2 separate regions of the Homo sapiens genome follow, and region 1 is linked to region 2. The links are chromatin contacts, found by Hi-C in ENCODE. All regions are on one chromosome and are shown on one strand. Each heading gives the region's core, a stretch centred on a gene start or an enhancer-like site at or near the end of the contact. The rest is flanking DNA. Distances are from core to core; before and after follow the strand shown.

The links. Hi-C counts contacts between places; a loop is a spot of excess contacts on that map. Pooled maps may share reads with other maps.
Region 1: a loop to region 2 is called in a map with no recorded cell type, with 8 times the contacts of the local background. The contact joins the enhancer-like site here to the promoter of IL23R in region 2. A Hi-C loop is called at or near these places in 6 of 37 single-sample maps with no recorded cell type and 4 of 50 pooled maps.

The regions. Positions count from the first base shown.
Region 1 is chr1:67,110,496-67,115,646 of GRCh38, forward strand. It overlaps C1orf141 (chromosome 1 open reading frame 141), which reads right to left. Exons shown (of 8, transcript NM_001276351.2): 5 at 4,857-4,969. Among named protein-coding and RNA genes, the nearest start is that of C1orf141, 22 kb to the right of the region's middle. Within about 2 kb of position 2,121, at least 2 of the 41 ENCODE cell types and tissues checked have a DNase peak (open chromatin) inside an H3K27ac peak, as active enhancers do.
Region 2 is chr1:67,163,961-67,169,419 of GRCh38, forward strand. It overlaps IL23R (interleukin 23 receptor), which reads left to right and starts at 2,494. Exons shown (of 11, transcript NM_144701.3): 1 at 2,494-2,581; 2 at 4,132-4,230; 3 at 5,382-5,459. The coding sequence starts at 4,161. RefSeq lists an enhancer at 2,246-2,435.

The DNA.
Region 1 (5,151 bases), core at 871-3,370, 54 kb before region 2:
CTTATAAGGTACTGAAACCCAAAAAGGTTAAACTTGGTTGCTTCTGAAAAGAGGAAATTAGAAGAGGAAGCAGAGAATGAAAGGGCTGTGTGTGCTTATTAGTGTTTCTCTACTATTTGCATTTAAAATATCACATGGATATTTCTATTTTTAAAAAACTAAAATTTTATAATTTTTACATAAGATGCTAGTAAATGTATTATGATAAGTAACCTGATTGTGACGTTATGTTGTAATACATAGCTTGGGGGACTTTTATTAACCATGAACCTAAATAAAACATGAAATTAAATAAACCATGTAGATGAAGATAAAACTGATAATCCTTTTAATATTTTTTAAATTATAAAATATAGGAATATGCAACAAAAATTTGTTATTAATTATGGCCCTAAGTCTGTATTTCTCCATATTTCTTTATATATATATTATATATATATAAAATACAAAAATTAATACTTAAGAGACTCTCTAAAGTGACTTTCCCTTGCTAATTCTCTGGTTTAATTTATCTCTATAGTTCCCTATATAAAAACTACTGAATGATGTCCAAGGCACACTCAATGCTCAGAGCTAGTCACTCTTCAGCATGCCCATGAACTTCTGCTGAAGTGATTATCAAGAGTCAATAGTGTTGGTTCCAAACCTCTTTCTGGTAGTTGCTATTGCAATTATGTAATTTAATTAACCACCACACATAGCATACTCAAAAAAAGGTCTTGGTTACACATTAAAAGATTAACAAATTGATATATATTTTTATTTAATAAATTTGGATGTTTAAGTTTTACATGTATGTTTTTTATGATGCTCTGTCTTAACTGACTTTATAAGTGCTAGTCCTTACCATGTTCAATAATCTCTACTGTATTGAAATATCTCCAACAAATAATATATTATCTTCTCTACTGTCTCCATACATAAAGTTTTACATAATATCAGAGATGAAATCACTTTAACATTTTATCATTTTGAATCCTAAAATTCACTTGAATTTTGGATTTGTAGGAGCATATATAAAATTATTAGGACTAATTTGAATTTCTATTAAGTAATTACTGAGTATACAAATTACACCTACCTCAGTTGTATCCTTAAGATAAAGATAGGGTCTAATAGATCTTGATTTTAGATGTTCTTCTACTGGCTCTAAAGAAACAAACATAAGTATTTCCATGCTATTAAGTTACTTCTAATTAAACCCAATCAACCATTTTCTCCACTGCAGTAAACTTTTAAGAAATGTAAAAGAATAATTTTATTTACTTACATATGCATTGCTTGTACATGGTTAGAGCTAAATCTATTTTAGAATAATTTGCCTTAAAGTGAATTTCTATTAACAGACTATAACTTTCAATTATTTACTATTATATGATAAAGCTATATTGTCTTGGAAAATGATGGATTTCTAAATAAAATAGAATCATATGTGTTATTCAAAAAATATTTTGGCTAATTCCTTTGAAAAGAGAAATAGAAATAGTCCCTTCTACCTGCATTTCTCTCATATTCAGTTATGAGTTTTAGTAATCTGAATTATCATCCAATGGATATTCTTAAAGTAAGTATGGTGCAGGGGTCAGGCATACAGACTTTGGACTTAGATAGCCTGGGTCCAAATTGCACCTTTTTGTGTGGGTTACATAGCCATAGCCATAGGAAAGTTACTTAACATCTGTGAGTCTTACTTTCCTCATTTGTTAACTGGAAACAATAGCACTTATAGAAATACTTTCTGAGTTAAATGAAATAATAGATGTAACAAATTTAATACGGAGTCTGGTAGTCATTCAATCAATAGTTATTTGTTGATCAACTATATGCCAGACACTGATGGACTCTGGAATTGTGACTCCTGCCCAATGATGCATACATTTTAGTGGGTAATATGGAAAATAAACAAACAAAAAAACAAGACATTGGACTTGTGCAGTGGCTTACACCTATAACCCCAGCACTTTGGGAGGCCAGGACAGGTGGATCACTGGAGCCCAGGAGTTTGAGACTAGCCTGGGCAACATGGTGAAACCCTGTCTCTAAAAAAAAAGTACAAAAATTAGCTGAGTGTGGTGGTGTGTCTGTAGTCTCAGCTACTCAAGAGACTGAGGTGGGAGGATTACTGAGCCAGGGAGGTCGAAGCTGCAGTGAGCCGTGACCACACTGCTGCATTCCAGCCTGGGCAACAGAGTGAGACCGTGTCAGAAAAAGAAAACCACCAAAAAACAAAAAACCAAGGGGTGAATAATTGAAATTTATTCTGTAACAGAAATAAACACACTTTGGTGAGGGAGAACCATAAAAGAGGTATATTGTTGATAGCGTAGTCAGAGGACGCCTCTCTGAACAGATGACATTAACCAAAATATGCAAATGAGCTACAAGTTGCATGAATAGAGTATTGGTGTGTCTAGGCAGAGGGGAAAATATATATTCCTTTCAGGCAATCTGGTAGTTGTACTGAAAAGAGGCTAATGAAGTTGCAATTTGTTTATTTATTTTGAGATAGAGTCTTGCTCTGTCGCCCAGGCTGGAGTGCAGTGGCACCATCTCAGTTCACTGCAGTCTCCACCTCCTGGGTTCAAGTGATTCTCATGCCTCAGCCTCCCAAGTAGCTGGGATTACAAGTGTGCACCACCACACCCGGCTAATTTTTGTATTTTTAGTAGAGATGGGGTTTCACCATGTTGGCCAGGCTGGTCTTGAGCTCCTGACCTCAAGTGATCTGCCTACCTTGACCTCCCAAAGATCTGGGATTACAGGTGTGAACCACCCTGCCTGGTTGAAGATGCAATTTAAATGAAGGCCAGGGAGGTAGGGAATGAGGCTGAATACACACACAAGGTTCACAATATACAGGTCTTTGTTTCTTTTCTTTCTTTTTTTTTAGATGGAGTTTCACTCTTGTTGCCCAGGCTAGAGTGCAATGGTGCAATCTCAGCTTACTGCAACCTCTGCCTCCTGGGTTCAAGGGATTCTCCTGCCTCAGCCTCTCAAGTAGCTGGGATGACAGGTGTGTACTACCATGCCCGGCTAATTTTGTATTTTTAGTACAGACAGGGTTTCGCCATGTTGGTCAGGCTGGCCTCAAACTCTTGACCTCAAGTGATCCACTTGCCTTGGCATCTCAAAGTGCTGGGATTACAGCCATGAGCCACCGTGCCCGGCCAGGTCTTTGTAAGAAGTACAAGTTTCATACTAAGTACAATGAGAATCCGCTGAAGAGGCTTTAATCAGGATCAGCCTACTTTTAAAAGATCACTATATGATTTAAGGAAAGAAAATGGATTAGAGATTTTTGCTACCATTATGGAAGGCCAGGTGATTAGTAACAGCCCTCCTGCTGAAAACACCTTAAAAGGCTAGATTGAATATTTTTTAAAGTCTAAAGAGAATCATTGACTTAAAAGATGATAAGGGATCCCTGGTCTTAAATCTAGGAGAAGATAAGAACTCAGATAGGGAAGCCCAACATGCCAAGCCACTTTTTCCCTGAGAGTATTTGTGATGTGAAGGTAAGATCAAGTTTTGGAAGCTTCATGGCTTGAGATAGAAAAAAACAAAAAGCTGACCAAAGGTCCAAAGTTTTGATATTTAAATGTTCTCCAGTTCCCTTCCCCCACACACAAAAAACCCCCACACCTATTCATTTTACCTGGGATCCAAAAGGGTTACAACCTTAGGGTGAACTAGAATAGTTAAGATTGCCACCTGGATGTTTTAGGGAAAGTGAAGCCTTGAATGCTTTAGTATGTTCTGACAAGTACTGCCTCCATATACCTGGCATAAACAATAAAAAAAAAAAAAATCTTTTCTGGAGTAACGTATCATCACCCTAGTTCTCAAATTGTTCCTATAAATAATTTTCCAAATACCGTCCAGCACACATTCAAAGATAATAAGACACATAAGGAAATATGACATTATGAAAGTGAATCATGAGAAATAAAATAACAATGTGTATAACAAATCCTTTGAGAAATCAAGTTATGAAGCATAATAGAGAAATTAAGCAATAGGGGGTGATGTGGAGTCAAGAAACCTCAGTTAAGAAGGTTGATGAGAATTATGCAATTGAATGATTGTTTGATAATGGAGAGAAAGAGAAAAACGAAGGCAACACGAAAAGCTCAAATTCTCTGAGAACTGATAATGCTGATTCCTAGCTCACGGACTCCTAAAATTTCTTTTTTATTTTGAGATGGAGTCTCGCTCTTGTCACCCAGGCTGGAGTGCAGTGGCACGATCTCAGCTCACTGCAGCCTCTGCCTCCTGGGTTCAAGCGATTCTTCTGCCTAGTCTCCTGAGTAGCTGGGATTACAGGCACGCACCACCATGCCCGGCTAATTTTTGTACGTTTAATAGAGACGGGGTTTCGCCATGTTGGCCAGGCTGGTCTCGAACTCCTGACCTCAGGGGATCCACCCGCCTCGGCCTCCCAAAGTGCTGGGATTAGAGGCGTAAGCCAGCGTGCCCACCCAGCCAGATTCCTAAAATTTCTAACTTGAAAGTAAGTTTCTATTAAGCAAGCTGTTCATACTTGACTTCTAAAAAACAATAACAAGGAAATTCTCAGCATTGAGCTGAAAGGAAACTCAGAGATTTTCTTTCTAGAAGAAAACAACACATAACACTATAAACATAAAAATATATTCCTATTTTGTGAATTGTATAAATTGTCCATTCTGATATTTAACATCTCTTCTTCTTAGTAAGTTCTTTTTTATAGTTCATGGAAATGCTTTTGACAGAGATCAAATTATCAAGAACCTTTAAGACACACATCGGTAAATAATAAAATAAATAAAGCACCCATTAATAAATCAAAGAAGTAAATATGTTACACAAAGCATTACCTGTTGACTCACTTTCTTTATTTTTTACATTTGTTTGAATAAAGAATGGTCTTAAATTTGACTTTTCAAAATTACTCTTTCTAGGTTCAGGCTCACATTTGAAAGAGACATGCCTGGAAGAAATAAAAATTAATTTAAATTAAAATAATGAGAAAAATTACAAAATAAATCTAAAAAATAAATTTGGAGGAATGTGAAGTCCTAGTTATACAGACTTGGATGTTATGTTAATGTTGTCACAGTACCAAGTGTGAAACATTGGACTGATTAAATAGGAGCTGAAAATATTAGTTTT
Region 2 (5,459 bases), core at 1,244-3,743:
ATTTTTAGATATGACACTGAAAAAACAAGCAACAAAAGCAAAAATAAATAAGTGGGACTATATCAAACTAAAAAGCTCAGCAAAGAAAACAACCAACAAAATAAAAAGACAACCTACAGAAGGGAAAAAAATATTTGCAAATCATTTATCTGATAAAAGGTTAATATCCAAAATACATAAGGAACTCAAATGACTCAATAGCAAAAACAAAAACAATAAAGGCCAGAAAATCTGATTTAAAAATCAGCTCTTGGGCAGAGCACGGTGACTCACGCCTGTAATCCCAGCACTTTGGGAGGCTGAGATGGGCAGATCACTTGAGGTCAGGAATTCGAGACCAGCCTGGCCAACATGGTGAAACCCTATCTCTACAACAAATACAAAAAACCAGACCGGGTGAGGCGTCTCACGCCTGTAATCCTAGCACTTTGGGAGGCCAAGGCAGGAGGATCACCTGAGGTCAGGAGTTCAAGACTAGCCTGACCAACATGGTGAAACCCCGTCTCTACTAAATACAAAAAAAATTACCGGGGCATGGTGGCACATGTGTAATCCCAGCTACTTGGGAGGCTGAGGCAGGAGAATCACTTGAACCCAGGAGGCAGAGGTTGCAGTGAGCCGAGATTGTGCCATTGCACTCCAGCCTGGGCAACAGAGCAAAACTCTGTCACAAAATAAAATAAAATAAAATAAAATAAAATAAAATAAAATAAAATAAAACAAAAATCAGCTCTTGATTTTCCATAGCCTCCTAACTGGGCTCTTCATCTTCAATCAATTCTCCACACAGTGTTGGAGTCATATGTTGCTTAATGACTGGGATACCTTCTAAGAAATGTGTCATCAGGCGATTCTGGACCTGAATAGATTTTTTTTTCAAGGAAGACGGATAAATGGCCAATAAGTATATGAAGAGGTACTCAACATTACTGATTATCACATAAATACAAATCAAAACTACAATGAGCTGGGCGTGGTGGCTCACTCCTGTAATCCCAGGACTTTGGGATGCCAAGACTGGCAGATTGCTTGAGTTCAGGAGTTCAAGACTAGCTTGGGCAACATGGTGAGAACCCATCTCTACCAAAACTACAAAAAATTAGCTGAGTGTGATGGCATGTGCCTGTGGTGCTAGCTACTCAGGAAGCTGAAATGGGAGGATCACCTGAGCCCAGGAGGCAGAGGTTGCAGTGAGCCGTAATCACGCCGCTGCACTCCAGCCTGTGTGACAGAGCAAGACTCTGTCTCAAAACAAAAACAAAAACAACAACCAAAACCAAAAAACAAAACTACAATTAGATATCACTTCCCACCTTTTGGGGTGCCTATGATAAAAAGACAAGATATAAGTATTGCTGAGGGTACAGAGAAAGGGCAGCCTTGTACACTGCTGTTAGGAATGTAAATTGGTACAGTTATCATGGAAAACAGTGTGAAATAAAAACAATTTTATTTAAAAAATTAAAATAGACCTACCTTAGGATCCAGCAATCCCTCTTCTGGATCTATAGTCCCCCCACAGAATGAAATCAGCACCATGAGAGATATCTGCCTTCCCATGTTCATGAAGCGTTAGTCAAAATAGCCCAAACATGGAAATAACATTTTAAGTGCCTATCAGTGGAATAATTGGTAAAGAATCTGTAGGCTATACAGGAATATTATGCAGCCATAAAAAGGAAGGAAATTCTGCCATTGCGGTAACATAGATGCAACTTGAGGGCATTATGCTAACTGAAATAAGCCAGACAGAGAAAGACAAATACTGCGTGATCTCACTTATATGCAGAATCTGAAATAGTTGAACCCATAAAAACAGATGATAGAATGGTGGTTACCAAGGTTAGAGGGTGGTGGAGGGAAAGGAAGCTATTGGTCGAAGGGCATAAACTTGCAGTTATAAGATGAGTAAGTTCAGGAGATCTGATATACAGTATGGTGACCATAGTTAACAATACTGAATTATACAGCATACTTGAAATTTGCTTGAATGTTCTCTCTGCAAAATAAAGAGTAACTAAATAAGATGAGAGATGTATTAACTAACTTGATTGTATAATAACTTCACAAAATATGTATGTATCAAATCATCATGTTGTATATCATCAAATTGTAGAATTTTATTCATCAATTATATTTCAACAAAGCTGGAAAACTAAAAAAAGAAACAAGTGTATAATTAATAACAATGCTGGTTGTAAATTAAAACTAAGCGTCATATTTTTGGTGTCAAAATGTTTGACATTTTTAAGAAAACATGTATAAGTGTTCTGCCTCTTGGATGAGACCATTTTAAATTAAGCTGTAAAAAAAAAGTACCGACAAAACAGTTCACTTTCAGTAATCTGGATTTCCCCAAATAGTGACACGAGAGCCAGTCATTTCGAATTGGACAGTTTGAGTTCCTCTTCAAGAGTCTGCAATGTAGGTCAGGGCTCTGCTGACATTTCCATTGACCTCAGAAGTGAAAATCTAAAGTGAGTGCTGACAGGCAGGCAGTGAGGAAAGAAGACATGACACAGCCAACAAGGGTGGCAGCCTGGCTCTGAAGTGGAATTATGTGCTTCAAACAGGTTGAAAGGTAAATAGGCAGCGATCATCCAAATACTTAAAGACAGCTATATTTCCTTTTGGAAATACATGGGCCAAGTTGTTTTCTCTTGCAAGTTCTCATGATATTCCATGCAGTGGTTACTGATGAAAAGGGAATCTATAATATTATATGGCATCACATTACTTTAAATAATAATTATTGCATATTTCCATCAGTTAACTTCTAACTAGGAACATTTTTAGGGCTTCTGTTGCTTCTTATGAAGAGAAGAATTACTATTGCTAACAAATAATGAAAGGGATCCCTATATTTCTGAGCCAAGGGGACCCCAGTTTTTTTAAATGTTACTAGATATTTTATGCGATATGATGAGCCATGCATTGCGTTCTCTTGTAGTTTTATAGAAAAAGCTCAGGTTTTATTAAACAGATAAAATAACTGAATAATGTTGATCATTGAGTAAATGAGTTAATTCATGTAACTGATTAATCAAATAGTGTAACTCTAGTTGTAAACTAACAACGGTATTATTAGGAATTTCTATAACGTGTTCCTTTCGCGTTCTCTACAGATGAAAGGCTTTTTCCTCTTTTTTAGGGGGTGCGGGGGACAAGGTCTCACTCTGTCGCCCAGGCTGGAGTGCAATGGTGTGATCATGGTTCACTGCAACCTTCACCTCCCGGGTAGCTGGGATGACCGTCACATGCCACCACACTGGGCTAATTTTTGTATTTTTAGTAGGGACAGGGTTTCACCCTGTTGCCCAGCCTGATCTCGAACTCCTGGGCTCAAGCAATCCACCGGCCTCTGCCTCCCAAAGTGCTGGGATTACAGGCATGAGCCACCACGCCTCCCCAGATGAAACGCTTTTTAGAGTCTCACTGGTGAGAGCACATATTGCTTAATCTCACTTCACTTTTCTTAATTTTGAATCCATTTTCTCTGGGAGTTCTGAAATTTTTGGCTCTTCCCAAGTTTAGCTCATCAAAGACTAGTATTTCTGGAGTGTGATAAGTATGTAACTTTGGCAGGGAGAAGAATTCATCACCAGAAGTTAGCTCAGCCCAGGCACCATGGTTCATGCCTGTAATCCTAGCACTTTGGGAGGTTGAGTTGGGAGGACCGCTTGAGCCCAGGAGTTTGAGGTTACAGTGAGCTATGATAATGCCGCTGCACTCCAGCCTGGGCTACAGAGCCTGGCCCTTGTCTCTAAAAAAATTTAAAACATAAAATAAAAAAAGAAGTTAACTCAGAGGAGGAGGTTTCTGATGAGAAAGGCTAGATTAGGAGGCACTGTAATGGATCAAATGCCCTACTGAGTTAATTCATAGTGACTTTTGAAGAGTATAAAATTCCATTTATTTGCTTTACTTCTCCATCTCTTGTTATATCTCCTAAATATACCAGTAACATTTCTTTGCTCTGTTTCCTTCCTTCCTTTCTTCCTTCCTTCTTTCCTTCTTCCTCCCTAATCAAAGGTTCCCATCAAATACAATAATTCTTAGGGAAAAATGTTATGCTTTTTATTATTTTACTAAAATACTACAATTTAAACATTTTTCATATTTTTTTTCCAGAGGGAAACAGTCTTTTCCTGCTTCCAGACATGAATCAGGTCACTATTCAATGGGATGCAGTAATAGCCCTTTACATACTCTTCAGCTGGTGTCATGGAGGTATGGTGTTTTATGTATCTATTGCTATCTTTCATTCAACAAATGGAATATTGAGTGATTATCATTTTCATGGTTTTATGTTAGAATCTCTGAAGAATACAAATATTATTAGACTAGAAAAAATGTGTGCATAAAAATTACATAGAATGAAATAAAAATGGCCCAATCTCCTTCCAAATGCAGGATTTCTTTCTCAAATTTCCCTTCTAGACAGCCCTCTTACTCACATGTGGATATTTCCACAAAGGAGCTTATTAGTTTGAGTTGGCATGTTCTATTGTCAAACTATTATAACTGTTATATAATTACCTGTCAAACATTTGGATGCAATTCTATTTCACAAACCACTTGTTGATAGTTACTTTGTGCCGGGCACATAGTAACTATGTGGGCCATTGGCAAGAGTATGATTTTATTCATTATATTCAAACTTTACTGAAAAAAGTAGGCTTTATCTAAAAAAGAACAAAAGATTGGTTGAGTAGCTAGAGAATGGGGTTCAGATTCTACAGTGCCTAGTGTTATTTCTAATCTTACCTTTGAAAAATACTGTAGCTTTATAATCTCTCGGTTCTCTACTTTAAAGTAGGAGAGCTAATTATATTTGCTCTTTAGACACTTAGAGAAGCTTCCAGGCTGACTCTAGTCTTGTGTCATGGTGCTGAACATCAATAAAAGCATAACAGAGGCCAGACGAGGTGGCTAATGCCTGTAATCCCAGCACTTTGGGAGGCCGAGGCGGGTGGATCACCTGAGGTCAGGAGTTCAAGATCAGCCTGGCCAACATGGTGAAACGCCATATTAGCCGGGCGTGGTGGTGCTCACCTGTAATCCCAGCTACTCAGGAGGCTAAGGCAGGAGAATCGCTTGAACCTGGAAGGCGGATGTTGCAGTGAGCCGAGATCGCAACACTGCACTGCAGCCTGGGTGACAGAATGAGACTGTCTCAAAAAAAAAAAAAAAAAAAAAAGCCTAACAGAAACACACTGTAATAGGCTAGTTTATGAAAAGATACATCTAGTCCTAAAACTGTTTTCAATGGAATCATTTAGTTAATAGAAATGATAAATTTAAAATGCAATAGCATATTCTTCTGAATCTCTTGATTTAATGTTTTACGTGTAATTTATTATTTTTCCATTTATTTCTAGGAATTACAAATATAAACTGCTCTGGCCACATCTGGGTAGAACCAGCCACAATTTTTAAGATGGGTATGAATATCTCTA